Regions from separate parts of the Homo sapiens genome. Here region 2 is linked to region 1. Evidence: chromatin loops called from intact Hi-C (ENCODE). Cell type or tissue: PC-3. All regions are shown on one strand. Links, peaks and the distances in the headings refer to the core of each region. The heading gives the core; the rest is flanking DNA.

Region 1 (5,390 bases), core at 78-5,077:
TTCTTTATTGCAATTTCTCAAATCTTCCATTGTGGCATAATATATAATAAGTAAACAAATGGATGTGGCTGTATTCTAATAAAACCTTATTCACTAAAATGGGAGGATTTTAGCCTACAGCCTATAGTTGGCTGACCCATGGAATAAAGATATTTTCAAGTAAGCAAAATCACAGGAAAAAAAATGTTGCTTTTTTTGTATCTTTTTCTGAAAAGTTATTGCATAAATATACCCATGAAAATTAGGGTTGACACCAAGTTTTTAAAAATAACAGGAAATAGAGGATTCCATACAGGAGAAAAACCAACAGAACTCCCAGGCTGATGGTGAAGGAGAATATCAGGATGATAACATTGCCACTGGCCTAGAGAACAACCAGTTTAGACTAGAGCAGGAAGATGGAAAGCCCTAGGAGAATTATACATAAATAAGAAAAGAAACTTGTAGAATACCCAATGTGTTTAAACATAGTAAGACAAGATTTCAGTTTCTGTTGGAGAGTTCAGCATAAATTAATAACAGGTGTATAGGACATTAAGCAACTGAAAATAATCAGATAAGTATTAACTCCTGGATAAACATAAAGTTCTACAAGAAAGAATATCTAATCATACACAAAATGGGTTCCACTGTAAGTAATATTTATCCAATAATAATATACAAACACTGACTATTGATTTAACCAAAGTTATGATAGCCTGTTGAGAGGATGAGAAAAGTAGAAATATGTGTGTTTCTGTGCATGTGGGGAAATGACAAAGAGAGCGAGAGTCTCATCTTCCGCAGCAGGAACTAAACAGATAACAATAAAACCTGAAAAAAATAGAATAAACACGTTATTTAGGCATAGGGAGGGAAGAATATTCAGAAAAAAATGTAACATTGGAAAATAAAGATAATTACTTCTGGAAATGAGAATTTAGAGTGCAAATGGATAAGGCTAAACACTGTTATTTTCTTCACAATTTTTGAGAAACCTTGCTTATTAAACTTTGTACGTATATACTCTGATTATTAAACTTTGTACATATATGTTTTATACAAATAAAAATTAAATCAAAATAAGAACTTGCTAAACTTTCATGAAAGAAGAGAACACAGAGCTCTAAATGGATAATTGTCTTTATGAGAGTAAATATTTAACGTGGAAATTGTTATTCTTGTACCCAATAAAAATAAGAAAAACCATAATGTTGATGATAATGACTAACATGTTTGAACATATATTACGTTTCAGAGTGGTGCTAAGCACTTTACTTAAATTATCTTAATTCAGCTACCCTAGTATTATTTTCTATTTTGTTTTGTTAAGTAAACCAAGACTTAGAGATGATAAATAAGTCTTCAGGACCTATAGCCAGAAATAACAGGGGAGGGTTGAAGCGAAGTCCCTCTGATCCATAATTTGAGGCCTCTCTGATCCCATAGTGAGCACCTCAATCTGTGAGCTAATAGTCTTTTTTAGAATTATTCAACTTCAATTATTGATCAAAATTGCATCAGTTGCTTAAAACCAGTTTCTTCATCCATTCCCTACAGTAATAATATTTTAAAATATTCCAAGAACTTGACAATATTTCTTTTTCTCATCTCTGTTCTAATTTGTACCACTTTATTGCAATTTTTCCCTTGAGTTTGGATTGAAATTCTTGATTTTGTTCGGAGTTTTCGGAAAGTACATTAGAAGGAAATGCAAACTAAACATCCAAGCAAAGGCTTGCATTTTCCTTTTTCATGTTAGGAAAAGTATGAAGACATAGGACAGCAAACGGGGAAGTGTCTATTGAGGTCGGAATGTGGAGAAGGAGATGAACTGGAGAAGAGGGAAACCAACACAAAGAAAGACACAGAGAAGGCAGAGGGAGACAAAAATAGCAGGCACAGAGACAAACGAAAAAAAGGCAGATAGAGATAGGGTTGCCAACACGAAGAGAGTAAGGGGGCCAAGAGGTTGCAGCAATTCATACATTTTAGGTATTTTGGCTGAAAACAGCTCTAAGTCTATGGACTATTGTGTTATCAGTGTTACTATATTCTGAAACAATGAAAATAATACCATATGTTTTTCTCCCCTGATTTGGAGTTTATTATACAACTTTGTCTTTGCAAAGTGGTGAAACCAGGACTACATTATATACTCTGACTGCACGTCTTAAAATGTTCTGCAAAGCAAATATAGGATTACCTTCCATTGTGTCATTTGAATATTATAACATTCTCATGAATAAGATAAATTGGGAATGACAGAAGAATTTACTAAAATCTTTGCATAGCCAGTTAACCAGGCAAAGATCTGTCACTTGTCAAATTTTATAGATTTATTCATTTTTCCCCCATATCCCTCCTCCTACCCAAGATCTAAATTGTAAAGATTCATCTGGCACTAGAACCTTCAATGACAGGAGCCACAAGCTTCTATCCTTTTATTAAAAAATCTTGGTGTTATATTTTTAACTGAATTTCATATACTAGGAATGGGACAGTCAGACCCTTTTATTGCTTTACTGATCTCTTGCATTATATTCTCTCTCCAAAAAGACTCCTGTGGCCTAAACTCCTCTTCTTTCAACTCTTTAGATACAGCATCAGAGACAACACAGGATGTCTGATTTTATATAAAAGATATTAAATGGGTACAAAAAGATTGCAAGGTTATAAATCAATCTAGACTTTAGGATATATTGGCTATGGGTATATTACCAAGGTTTCATGTAATCAGCATGTGGATGGAATCGTGAAACTTTTAGCCCATTGAGGATTCAAATAATATGTTATTGTTACTACTGAGATTTTATGAGATCACAAAATAATTTTATAGAAATACTAGCTGCAGGCTACATAAATATGCTGTGTGTCATCATCCACATTCACATAGTCTGTCCAAGTATCCTGTTTTGTTTCCGTAAACCCACTTTAATCACACGACTCTCTTACTAAAATTTTCCTTGAATTCCCTTTGTTTATCAAAAAAAGTAAAACTCCCAGGCTTCTGTCCTCTGACCTACCTATTCCCACTTTATTCTTCTCTTCCTTAACTTTCTACTCCAAGGAGACTTTATTACTACTCAATTTCCAAACTGAAAAATTTAAAACAGTATCCAAAACAATCACTAACAAACAATAGAAACAAAGCCCCTTTATGCTCTTACACTTACACATGTGTTCATCTTACCATGTCTTTTCACCAGTCCCCACACACTCTCCAGAGCTTGGACCTGAATTTCACCTGGGCCATGAGTCATCTCTCTGTAGGATGGATATAAAAGAGTTTCATGAGCGATAAGGAAACCTGGACAATTTTCCACGTAATCAAACAGCCCATGTTTGGATTCTGACACAGTTTGGATATTTTGGCCCTTCCAAATCTCATGTTGAAATGTGATCCCCAGTGTTGGAGGTAGAGCCTACTGGGAGTGTTTGGGTTATGGGGATGGATCTCTCATGAATGGATTGATGCCCTCCCCATGGTAATGAGTTACCATAAAATCTGGTTGTTAAAAAGAGCGTGGCACCCCTTCCCTCTCTCTCTCTTGTTTCCTCTGGCCATGTGACACTCCTGGCTCTCCCTCTACCTTTTGTTATGATTGTAAACTTTCTAAGGCCCAACCAGAAGCAGATGCTGGTGTCATGCTTCTTGTGCAGTCTGCAAAACTTTAGGCCACATACAGCTCTTTTCTTTATAAATTACCCAGACTCAGGTATTTCTTTATAACAATGCAAAATGGACTAACAGATTCTGAAAGAGTGAGATAGATTATTGAGAATATTTGTTGTCGGGAAACTTGGGCACCTAACCTTCTTGACATAAGAAACTCTCCCACATCACACTGATCACAATCCATGCTAAGATTTCTTTATTTAGGGTTTCTCATCTTAACAGTGTCAACAAATTTCAGAAGGCATCTTCAATTAGAAATAAAACTTGAGAAAGCATACACACACCTCCTGGGTCCCTCCTGGGACAACCTCCTGGGTCACTTAACAGATCCATTTGTTTAATATTAGTCATATTTATCAGCTTCTGACAACTCTGTGAGGGCAATATTTGTTAAGATTTCTTTGTTAGATTTTTAATGGGCTTAATCTCCCAACAGTATTTAAACAACTAGAGGGACCAGGCTATGTTGATCACATGGCATTTTGAAGCCTCTGTTTTCACTCCAGGTACATTTTAGTTTGGCTTAAAAGCAAATATTAAACCCTAGGGAGGCAGTTTGAGATAGAAAGTGGCCTAGGATTGGGATAAACAATGATCACTTTCAGGGATGGTATGAGGTTCAAGAATAGTATGAGGGATGGTGACAGGGATTAGGAACAGGTGTGATTTAAACATGAGGCAAGGGTCATAAGTACATGTCACACACAAGGTTAATTAGGTAATTACACATATTTTACTTTTATTATTTGACTATTTTAAATGAAATACAAAAAAAATTATATCAATAACAATGTCTAGCTTTGGAACATGTCCCAGCTTCTTTAACTCCCCTTGAAAATAACTACTTCTAATAACCTGTATTACATGCGTATTAACTGGCTGACTGAAAGACCGTAGAGAAGAACCAATTCTTCTGTCATATACATAGCTAAGGATTCATTGCTTTGAATTACCTTTGTATTCTGGTTGAATGGTGTAATTGCTCAGCTATAGTTAATGCATCGCAGCATCATTCATACACTATTCTCAAACTACTCTGAGGCCAGGTGCAAAGGTAACAGTAACTGTGAAAATAATTAAGGAAACCCTAATGGAATAATCTTCCTAGGCCATTAAGACATCTGAAAATGGGGCAACCATATGATGTACATAATGAGAACATTGTGCCTCTCCATTGACATGCAGGTTGGTAGGTGCAGGCCTGGCTTTCTCCACGTCTCTTAGCTCATTGTTTCATTTGTTTCTGAGCATTTATTTGTGGATCTGTTCCAATCTTTATCCCCTCCTTAAGAAATCCAAGTAAAAATTGTCTTGCATGGCTTGATTTCATTTGGTGTCAGTGGGATCTAGGGTCTGGGAACTATTTTCAGGAAATCTAAAATTTCTCAGATTGTAGCTTCTGTTGCTTTGTAGAAACTGAATTAAAGATCAGTTGGGATTCAGCATGTAGGAGGTTCTTAGCGGAATTTCAAGATCATTTGCTTTACTAGTTACTGGTATGTTTTTGACCCCTTTGTGTGAATTGAAAAATATGGCTTCTCCCTGTGGGTACATGGCTGGTAGAGTGGTAAATGCTTTCTTGAGAATAAAAAGGCGCTATGTCTTTCTGATAGTTACTCACGTACACCAGGTGCACAGCTTGGTGACTCACCACTCACTGTTCTGGCTTTACTCTGGTGTGGCACACAACCTGCACAATCATATATGGCACCCCTGTTTGGTTAGTACAAAG
Region 2 (5,390 bases), core at 151-5,150, 88 kb after region 1:
CGATCCAATTGTACACAAACACATAAACAATTAAAATGGCGAGATGAGGTGGGGAAAGGGGCAATAAAAATGGTCAGAGTCAATTAAGCCAGTGAAATAAAAAAAAATTAAATTGTGGAATGGTGTACACAATAACCCATATTTTATTATTTTTCCCTTACGACATTGTAAAAAATGCATAAGCCCTTGATGTATGTATGTTTCCTCAAGAAAGGTGCTCTATGGCTCAGAGGTGGATTGGCGGCATGTGATGTGGGCAGCTGTAAGGTAACAACATGTTTTCCCATAAAAAGCAGAGGAAATAGGCACATAAATTCCATATAAACTGTCAGTGTGTCAGCTATGCTAACACTAGGGAAGCTGGCGCCCTGGAGCTACACTAACTTATGCACCTTCATTTTTCAAACACACACTTCTTGAATTCACAAAGCTAAGCTGCAATCAGGCTACTTTCTTCTTTTCTCATCTAGCAGCCTCCCCCTCCCCATTCTTGCAGACACCTCTTGCTTTAAGAAAGCAAAGCCATGAGCCAGGAATAAAAGAGGGAAGAAGGTATCAGGAAGTGATCCTTACATACTGTTGCCATCTAGCATAGCTCATTCTGGGTGCTCTGTACTAATAATCAAACCACACTAAATTGAATTTGAAGAGCATCATGATGCTAAGTCTGTGACTAGAAATTTCAGGAGCAAGTGGGGACTGGAAGTTCTTTCCTCTTCTTCCAGCTCCCTCTTCTGCTCCCTCCCCATCTCTCCCCCTCCTGCTTCTTCTGCCATTTATTGTTTTTTGGGAGAAGATTTCTAGGATATAAAATAAACTTTGGCATGTTTGAGAATATCATTCAGGAGATAATAACATTTTCCCCTTGCTAATAATTCAATGTATAAAAGTATTGAAAGTTTATATTACAAATCCAAATTCAGGGTCATTTGTTGAAGTGAAGCAGAGCAAAAGCCTCTCCTGCCTCCTCCCTCGAATGATCTGGGTTTGGTGGGTATGTGCGGTGGTAGTGGTGGTGTCCAAATTCCTGACTCTTTTGTTTGGAACACTTTCAGTAGCTATTTTGTGAAATTCTAACAGAGTCTCATTACTCGAACTCAAAATTTCCTTTCTATCATGACAGCTGATGCTGTGTTTAATTCAAACATGCAGAGTTTCTGTGTCCAAGACCTAAACTTTCTATTTGAACAAGTTTGCTGAACTCCCTGGGCTTCGGTTTCTTTATCAGCCCACAGGAGCTCATCTTTATCATACAGTGTCATAAAGTTGTTGTGCTTACTCAGTAAAATACTAAATGTGAATAATACACATTGAAAAGTTTCATGTGGTCTTCATGTATAAGAAATTATTGAGTCTTCAACAAACTTTGAATTCAGGATTTTATTTTTATTACTTTTATATTTTTTTGAAACAAGATCTCACCCTGTCTCCCAAGCTAGAGTGCAGTGGTGCGCTCATGGCTCATGGCAGCCGTGACCTCCTGGGCTTAATTGATCCTCTTACCTCAGCCTCCGAAGTAACTGAAACTTCAGGCACATGGCATCACACCCAGCTAATCTTTGTATTTTTTGTAGAGGTGAGGTTTCACCATTTTGCCCAAACTGGTCTAGAACTCCTAGGCTCAAGCAATCCACCTGCCTTGGCTTCTCAAAATGCTGGCATTATAGGTGTGAGCCACAACATCCAGCCTGAATTCAGGATTTTAAAGGTATGTTTAGATTAGGTAGAATAAAAACTACTTGGCTTTTTCTTTTTAAATATAGAGTTCAAGGGTCCCATAATTTAAAACGTGTTCAATATAGTGTACCTTTCATCTAGATTTTTGACAAGATTAAAATGATGAAAAGCATAACACAAAACACTGTAAATTTTAAAATTTAATATAATAAATAGAATAAAACAAATAGGATGATCCCACAACCATCCTTTTTGTATTATCAGTGATGAGGTGGCTTTCAAATGTGTCTTCTACATTGATACCTAAACATCCCTGATCATATTCTGTGCATTGTCTGAGCCCAGACCCACTCTTGTTATGGTTTAGCTATTAATACAATCCTATAATTTTTTAAAAAAATGTTATACTAGTTGTTAGAATCAGTATCAGACAGCAGTAGACTTCCAAGAAACGCATATTGAAGACTGCCAACAAAATCATTTAGACACAGACCTAATTGCTTATTAATCACTCTGCATCACAAAAATGTTATTAACGTTTGCTTTATTATTATGCATACTGAGAAAAGGAAAAACAAAGATGCTACTGGCCTATTCTCATATATCTCAACTAAGTAACTGCACTAGGGTTTTAACTTTAATTTCAAGCTATGGATAATTTTATCTATAGTTTATCTTGGCATGCATTTCCAAGGTCTTTTGCACATTTAAGTTGTTTATTCATGATTCTGGCACAGATTAAGAGGGAGGCATAGTGTTTACCAACATAATTTAAGAATAAAACGATAGTAATAACCTTTTGAGTGAAGGAAAAATAAAGCTGAGAGAGGATAATTAATGAATCCGAGTGATCTGCCTACACTTCTCTGCCTTGCTCCACACTCTATTTCAACCTATTTGTGTAACCACGAAGCCGACTTTTTACTCTTAGAGTCAGCTTTGCATATGGGGTCTCTCATGTTCCTAGCAGGCATATCTTTTACTGCTGTAGAACCAAAATGACTTAAGTTTAATTATCTAGATACATTGCTTTCTGCAGTAACTTCACTATTGTTCTCACTGTACTCTACCACGTTATTAATGCCAGATTTTTCCTATTAGCTTTTAAACTGTTCTTTTACACTGAGTAGTTTGCCACCAAATGGTTACCAATAAAACTCATCAAATGCCTAAAGGTTATTTTAAACACACTGTGAGCAATGCTGGTTTCATTTTGCCATTTATTTTGTTGAGTCATTATTGGTATGCATTGTGTGAACTTATTGTATGCATTTTTTTGCTGCTGGAATGGCAGTATATTTTTAACGATCCCATTTTAATACGAATGTCCTAAAAAAAATCATTAAACCCAGGGTTTAACAAGGACTGTACTAACTTTACCTATTGCCTCCGCTGTGTCAAACATTGTTGAGTGATAACTTTGGGAAACTAATATATTTGGAAATCTTGGCTTCTATTTCTTTCAGAGCTATAATGCATACTAAAGGATGCTATAAAAGAACATTTTCTTTGCAGTAAGTGTTCTCTGCCTCATATTCTCTAGTAGTCAGATAACCAAAGAGCTCAGGCGCAGAATAACCTTCTTTATAAATGTCAAAAAAATGTAGGCATATGGTACACATTTTAAGAAAACTTTTAAGTCATTGAAAATCTGATTCAAAAACTATCATAAAAACCAAAGGCATGTTCTTACCCATATTGTTACTTATGAATATAAACTTCAGCTATGGCCATGCCACTTCTAGCTAAAATTTCACCAGGATTTATAAACTAAGCAAAATTGAAGTGGGTCAATATGAATGAAGGCTTTCAATGGAAAAGGCAAAGACAAGCAAACAAAAGTAATTAAAATTATGATAAGAAAATATGTGATGTGTTTGCCACTTTGATAATTATGTTGTGTAACACAACAAACTCACTTTCCCAGGAGATAAAGAGGAGTGATAGGAGAACTTGATACATCACTTAGGTTGTCTAAAACTCTCCTAATCCATAGTATCATTCATATATATTTTATCCAGGTATCTTGGGAAATAGACTGGCCTGATGTGATATAACAAGGCCATAATTGCAAGGCTCAGGAGAAGTTTAGGGTTATTACTATCATATGGAAAAGGTATGTGTTGTGGGGAAGAAGAAATAAGCTAGCTCAGCCAACAAGAATGTCATTCATCCATTGCTCCATCTGTTCAGTCTTCCAGCCATTGATTTAAATCAAACAAATATTTGTGGAGCACTTAATATGTGCCATGCCCTATAAGTGCCTTTCAAGTTACACTAGCAAACAAGACAGACATAATCTGTATTCACAGGAAAGTTAGAGTTTGCAAAGTGAATTTTTTCCTTGATGGGTAATATAATCAGACATAAACATGCTAGGGTTACAAGAATTCTTCTAGCCATGCTGTAATCACACTTTACAGCAAGAGATATGAACACTAGCATCTCTTAGAATTTGGCTCTCAAATTTTGTTATGTTATAGAAAACTGCAACCCAACCCAGGATTAGCAATCAGAGTAGAAAAGGTAATGAATGGTAGAGAGGGAGATGACAATTTTCCTTAATGGTTCTAATGCAGTGAGAAACACTGCTTTACTTGGAGGAGCTGGTAAGAACTAGTCAGGCATATCTATCCGAGATATACAGGCCAAGGTTCCCAGCGTGGCCTCAATAGGAGGGTAAGAGGAGTGAACTGGGAGGGTAATAAAACAGAATTTAAGGCAGGCAAGCCATAGATACTTGCTTAACCTGAGTATGATACTGGGAGCAGTGGGTTGGGCAAAGGGAGTATAGAAGAGAAAAGGCTATAGCTGCAAGAAATCCAGATGCTATGTCGATTTGTATTAACAAGTTATTAAACCTCACCTTGTGACTGAGCTTGTTGACCAATTCCGCTTTCCTGACAATTGGTTAGAAAGCATATATATAGTTTGCGTTAATGTGCTACCCATTGATCTGGTTAGTCAAAAAACAAAAGCTGTAAGAAAGAGGAGGCTGGGCACGCTGGCTCATGCCTGTAATCCCAGCACTTTGGGAGGCCGAGGCAGGCAGATCATGAGGACAGGAGATCGAGACCATTCTGGCTAACACCGTGAAACCCCGTCTCTACTAAAAATACAAAAAAACAAAAAACAAAAAACAAAAAAAAATTAGCAGGGCGTGGTGGTGGGCTCCTGTAGTCCCAGCTACTCGGGAGGCTGAGGCAGGAGAATGGCGTGAACCCGGGAGGCGGAGCTTGCAGTGAGCCGAGATCGCGCCACTGCTCTCCAGCCTGGGCGACAGAGGGAGACTCCATCTCAAAAAAATAAATCAATAAAAATAAAGAAAGAGGCTTCATCTTTCCACCTATTTTTACCATGTCAAAGATGGCTCTCAAGTCTGATTAGGGAGGACATTTACTCTATGGCAGTACTAAGAGGGCTATTTAGCGAGTAATATACTAGAGGGTTAAGTGTCAAGTGCTGGCTTCAGAGACATGGAACTGGTTTAAATTGCAGCTTCAACACTAGATATTCATGTGGCCTCGATAAAAGTTATTCTTACTAAGCCTTAGTTTCCTCGTCTTAAAAAGTATATCTGGGATAATTTGTGTTTCACATGGTGCCGAAATTCTTAAACAAGATAAATTTTCTAAAATTCTTGTAATAAAGTAAATGGCAACTATCATTAAGCCTCCCTCCCTTCCATTAATAATCAAATGCATCATTTAGGT

What was found. Hi-C counts contacts between places; a loop is a spot of excess contacts. Peaks named below come from ENCODE experiments on the same cell type or tissue, not always from the same donor. Only the 100,000 strongest peaks of a DNase experiment are listed, where the experiment ranks them.
Region 2: it touches region 1 in a loop (10-fold over the local background); 1 of 110 quality-filtered maps calls a loop at or near these places.

The regions. Positions count from the first base shown.
Region 1 is chr18:41,501,990-41,507,379 of GRCh38, reverse strand. The region is part of intron 2 of KC6 (keratoconus gene 6); the gene reads left to right. LOC105372083 (a long non-coding RNA gene) reads right to left here and starts at 3,246. Exons shown (of 2, transcript XR_001753428.2): 1 at 3,173-3,246; 2 at 1-813. In PC-3, for the core only: no CTCF peak of the experiment used is centred there; no DNase peak of the experiment used is centred there; H3K4me3 peaks cover 273 bases; H3K27ac peaks cover 2,976 bases.
Region 2 is chr18:41,413,731-41,419,120 of GRCh38, reverse strand. The region is part of intron 2 of LOC105372084 (a long non-coding RNA gene); the gene reads left to right. Among named protein-coding and RNA genes, the nearest start is that of KC6, 100 kb to the left of the region's middle. In PC-3, for the core only: no CTCF peak of the experiment used is centred there; no DNase peak of the experiment used is centred there; H3K27ac peaks cover 1,273 bases.